2 separate regions of the Homo sapiens genome follow, and region 1 is linked to region 2. The links are chromatin loops, found by intact Hi-C in ENCODE. Cell type or tissue: IMR-90. All regions are shown on one strand. Each heading gives the region's core, and the rest is flanking DNA. Links, peaks and the distances in the headings are about the cores only.

Region 1 (2,820 bases), core at 176-2,675, 150 kb after region 2:
GGATGTGGAGGGCTGCATGTATTTTGCTGTGTTCCATTGGGCTTCTTAGATAGATAGGTTGGTTGGTTTTTATATTTTTTTAACTGGGAAATTTTAGACTGTTATTTTTTTCACATTTTTTTCTGCCTTATTCTCTCTCTCCTCATTTTGGGACTACAATTATATGTATGTTAGATTGATTGTCTTGTCACGTATGTCACAAAGGCTCTCTTCCTTTTTTCTTCCCCTGTATTTTTTCCCTGTATTTTTCATATTGAATGATTTCTGTTTATCTGTTTTCAAGCTCAATGACCCTTTCTTCTATCATCTTTAATCTGCTGTTTTGTTCATCTAGTGAATTTTTATTTAAAATACTGTAAGTTCTGGAATTTATTTTGGGTTCTTTATTGGTTCTGTTACTTTCTTGAGATTTCTCATCTATTTATTAATTATAGCCATATTTTCCTTTAAGTCAGCTGGATGATGTCTAGTACCTTTTACTCTGTCAGGGCCAGTCTTTTAGGCAAAATTTCTTCTTGCTTTTTTAATATAAGTATGCTTTGTTTTGTGATTGGATTGCAAGAGTAGTTGGCAGGATCTCTTAATGTTCATCCAGCAATTTTTTATTGTCTACCACGTACCTAGCATTTTGCTAGGATGCAGTGATGAACAGGACAGATATGATCTCTGTCCTTGAGGAGATAATAGTCCTCTACCTAAAATATCTTATCCTAATTGTAGATTTACAGAGCTTGACTAATTTCTTTTCTGGCTTTCATGTGACTAAAAGTCTTTTTCTTTTTTTAGAGGACAGAAGTTGACTTCTAAGACTATTAATTTTTAGAGTTACATTTTTAAATTAGCTTTAAAGATATGAAGCCCAGTGTTTCATTGCAACCCTAAACATACCATTTGCCATAAAATACTCATTTTTTGTTGCTGCTTAACCACTATCACTCTCTATTTACAAGGTGGGTATTTCTCTATATACATATATTAAGTAAAATAAGAATACTGTTCAGTTTATGTAATATTAATCATCACAAGTAGATACTTCTAAAACGTCATCTACAAACTGTATGTTAAGTAATTTTGCTGTCATCATAAAATCAGAGACATTTCCTATTGAAACATTTGACTGTTTTCATGTCATTTATGTAACTATTTTTAGTGTTTGTTTCATCATCTGTAAAATAAAGAAATTGGAGTAAATGATCTTTGAGATCTATTCTGGATTCAGAATTGTATATCTGATTGTAAAGCAAACATTCAGAGGTAAAAGATTTTTTGTAACAGTCATGTATTGTTACTGTACTCCATTTTCTAAATGTCATCAGTTTTCTATAGTATATAATCCTTTAATTATGAACCACACATTTTTGTTGAATCTTTCTGCCAAAACCTTGAGAGTTCTGAGAATTGGTAAAAATTACTACAGTTGTAATGCTTTACAGTGTCCAGTCACTCTAATTTTTGGAGAGCGAGCATAAGCAGAGTGCTTATTTTCACAGACATTGCAGACAGATATTTGGTTTCACTATTGGCCTTCCCACTTTCTAGTCATTTGAACTTGGCTAAGCTCCTTAGCCTCATTGTAAGCTTTTGTTTCTTCATCTCTATAAAAAGGAGTCTTAATACTACCTACTTACATCAGAGAGTCATTGTAATGACTAAATGAGGTAATAAATATATAGCCTTTTTAGTATAATGCTTGCCATTTGGTAAGTACCCGGTAAATATTTGGTATTATATTAATTTTAGTTTTAGTTTTAGTTTTGCTTTTATATTAATTTTAGGCTAAACTGGTGTTTTGGAGAAAATTCAAAATATAGTGGCTCCAATACAGTAGAACTATATTGACTTACAGGTCCAGGCTGGCAAGGTCCCTACGGTCCCTGATGTCATCAAAGGGTTCAGATGTCTTCTATCCTGTTAATCCACCTAGCTTGGCCTCCAGCCTGGTATAATGTCCTCTTGTATTTGGTCAAGACTGGGTCACTGCCACTTCTTTGCCCCACTCTGGAGGAAGTCCAGAGCAAATGCTTTCTTTCTATACCAGTGACTCACGTGTGTAGTACATAGCAAGTTGCACATATCACTTTTGCTTACTCTATTGGTAAGAGCAGCTAAAAGCTGTAATAGAATCTGGGAAATGTCTTTTTTTTCTGGGCAGCCATGTGCACAGTTAAAATTCTTAATCTGGAAGAAATGCTGGTATTTATAGGACAAGTTACCAAACAAATTCTGCAATAGCTATTTCTGCTATTATTACTGCTAGTAGCATTACTATTACTGCAGAATTACATTATACACCTACAGTATTTGTACAGTTTCAATTACATGCACTAAGGTAAGGGAAGAGTGGGCAGAGAAGAGAATGAATTTTTTTCTGCTTCATGTGAGATGAAATAGGAAATATGAGTGGTTCTCTGCTGAGTGTGATTCTTGTGTTTAAAGATAGATATTTTTAAACAATATACAAACCAATCACTTTGTCTGATGGTCAGGTAGGGTAATATCAATATAGTACAATTTTGGGAGAAGATTGGCTGAGCTGGACTTACTGATAGTGTGATCTTTTGAGATGCACCATCCTATGAGATTTTCAAAGATAATTTCACCTATTCCTAACTTTTGTCTTATTAGCTGTTTGGACAGTTTAACACATGGGTAAGATTTAACTACCACAGTACTAGTAAAAAATTAGTATACATTTGGAAAACTGCTGTCACTCAGCTGTTTAGTTTACTAGTTACAGCATATCAGACAGAGAAAGTTTTTTTAGTTAAGAAATGTATAGATGTTGAATTCCTTATAGCTAGGTTACAGAAAAATTGATAT
Region 2 (2,820 bases), core at 5-2,504:
CCACCATACCCAGCTTCTCAGCAATTTAGAAATGCTAACTGAAAATCTTGTTTTCTGATTAAACACCATCCTTAGATATTTTCTCCTTTTACCCCACATCTCTCCAGATCCTTCTCCTGACCCCATCCCATCCATCCTTCCATTGTTTTATTTGGGAGTTGAATGAGTTTTCTAGAAACATGCCATAGAAAGAAATTCCTCAGAGGCAATGCAATAAATTATCTGAGTTATGCATGAGTGATGGAGCCTTTTGGTTGGAGACATAAAGAATGCTGATCATGGAAAAACAAAATTCAAGAGGCCAAATTTTACAGGGAGCAATTAGTATTAAATGAGAACATGTCACAGGCACTGGGGCATTGGAAACTGGCTGCCCCAGCCTCCTTTTTGTAAGCTGAGTTTACTAAATGGAACATAATGATATGTAACCAAAATGCTGAAAGACCATTTCTTTGCTAAGGAGATCCAGCCAACAAACACAGTGGAAAATAGGAAAATAGCAGTGATACTTTTCACCCTGGGAATTTTTTTTTTTTTTTTTTTTTTTTAGATAGAGTCTTGCTCTGTCGCCCAGGCTGGAGTGCAGTGGCGCGATCTCGGCTCACTGCAGCCTCCGCCTCCCGGGTTTAAGCGATTCTCTTGCCTTAGCCTTCCAAGTAGCTAGGATTACAGGCACCCACCAGCAAGCCTGGCTAATTTTTGTATTTTTAGTAGAGACAGGGTTTCACCATATTGGCCAGGTTGGTCTTGAACTCCTGACCTCAGGTGATCCACCCACCTTGGCCTCCCAAAGCGCTAGGATTACAGGTGTGAGCTACTGCACACGGCCTTTTTTAAATTTTTTAATTTTTTTATTTTTTTATTTATTTTTTCATTTTTAAATCTACCCTGGGTGGAAGAAGATAGACCACAGAGCCTCGGAATGTCCTCCTAGTCCAGAGATTCAGTGGAGAAAGTTCTCTGCCACTCCTGAGCTGGGTGCAGATAAAAATGTCACTTTTAAAGAAAGAAAGCTGGTCATTGTTCAGTTAAATGTTTGCATTTGTGAACATTCTGTTTTGTGTTAAGAGAGGAATTTTTTAAAATAAAAATGTACATTTTCATGGAAATGATTGGTTGGTGTTGTGCCTTCACTGGAAGCCTAAAGAGAAAACTATTTGGGGTGACAAAATGGGAAAAATTAGTCACCAATGATTCACAGAGACTATAAATATGTGGCTATATTGTTCTCTTCTTTATGACCCAGCTGGGATGAGTGGTTTGGGAGGAGGCAGGAAGACACAAATAGTGCTAGAGGGGAGCTGGAGGCCCCACTCCAGGTTTGGCAGCGTGAGCTCACCCCAAAACCTCCTGTCACAGCCTCTCTCTGTCTCAGCACTGGGGCTGCGCGGGCTCAGCCCCTGGCAGCCTGTCCAAAACTTCTGTGGGGCCAGGAAAAAGAACAGGCTAACGGCCCCCTTCGTGTTCTGCATGAAGCTGCCCGTGCTGCCACAAGGGACACCACAGGTTGACGCGCAGTATCTTCGGAGCAGCACAGGGACAGACGTATTGCTAGCTTTGCCATTTCCCAAGCTAGGGAGAAAAGTTAAAGCTGGGACAAGGGGAACTGTCAGCTGACAGAGCTCTGCTACCTGTCCGTGCAAATTCCAGTAACTCATACCCTAAATCCTCCTTACATACACACCACACACACCACACACACACACCCCAACACACCCCAAAATAATTAACTAAATCATTCTTTCACGTATGCACTCATCTACCAGAGCACTGAGCCTCTATGGCATGTCAGGTACTGTGTGGAGCACCAGGGAAGCAATGGTGAGAGCAACTAGCCTGGGATGTCCTCACAGAGCCTCCAGCCTAGTGGGGAAGACAGTCCTAGCCTGGCAATTATTACAATGGAGATTGGTCATTGCCAGGACCAGGAGTTCTGGCAACATGGAAGCACTTAGTAGGCTCAGCCTATCCTTTTATGGGCCAGGAAAGAATTTCTGGACCTCCTGACTGCTCAATAGAATGGGGATTGCCTGTTGACTATTTCTGCCTCCTGATGACCTGCCTTGCTGATCATTTTTCTCTTTTCCCCTGCATCTCCATTGTTTTCTACTAGGTGTATCCCAGGGTCCTGATTCTGGCCTCTTCTCACTCTGTACTCACATCTGAGAAATTGTCAGCTATCCTTGTAGTTTTTAACCCTTCTTCAGTGTATGTGATTCCATTATATATAAAGAAAGAAGCAGGGTCTCACTCTGTCACCCAGGCTGGAGTGCAGTGGTACAATCTTGGCTCATTGCAACCTCTGTCTCCCAGGCTCAAGCGATCCTCCTGCCTCAATCTCCCAAGTAGCTGGGACTGCAGGTGCACACCACCATGCTTGGCTAATTTTTTTTTTTTTTGGTAGATATGGGGGCTTCCTATGTTGCCCAGGCTGGTCTTAAACTCCTGAGCTCAAGCAATCCTCCCACCTTGGCTTCCCAAAGTACTGGGATTGCAGGCGTGAGCCACTGCACTGGCTTTACAATCTATATTCCTGATGCCGGTCAATCCCACATTCCAGAGCCCTCTAGCAACAGCTTCCCCAAACCCTTCAAACTCAACATGTTAAATCTTAACTCGCCGTCTTTTCCTTCAGCTCTGATCCTTAGCTTAGCTGATGTATCGCTACACACCCAGTCTCCCAAGCCAGAAACCTGGATTCCTTCCTGCCCCTCAACTTCCACATTTGACCAGTTCCCAGGCCTTGTTGATTCTACACATGGAATACTTCTCCACCTCTCTTTTCCTCCGCCACCATCCAAGTTGAGGCCTCCCTCCACA

What was found. Hi-C counts contacts between places; a loop is a spot of excess contacts. Peaks named below come from ENCODE experiments on the same cell type or tissue, not always from the same donor. Only the 100,000 strongest peaks of a DNase experiment are listed, where the experiment ranks them.
Region 1: it touches region 2 in a loop (3-fold over the local background); 1 of 110 quality-filtered maps calls a loop at or near these places.

The regions. Positions count from the first base shown.
Region 1 is chr2:30,526,086-30,528,905 of GRCh38, forward strand. All of the region lies in intron 2 of LCLAT1 (lysocardiolipin acyltransferase 1), which reads left to right. Among named protein-coding and RNA genes, the nearest start is that of LCLAT1, 80 kb to the left of the region's middle. In IMR-90, for the core only: no CTCF peak of the experiment used is centred there; a DNase peak (open chromatin) is centred at 1,516; H3K27ac peaks cover 245 bases.
Region 2 is chr2:30,372,758-30,375,577 of GRCh38, forward strand. No RefSeq gene overlaps it. Among named protein-coding and RNA genes, the nearest start is that of LINC01936, 28 kb to the left of the region's middle. In IMR-90, for the core only: no CTCF peak of the experiment used is centred there; a DNase peak (open chromatin) is centred at 1,184; H3K27ac peaks cover 852 bases.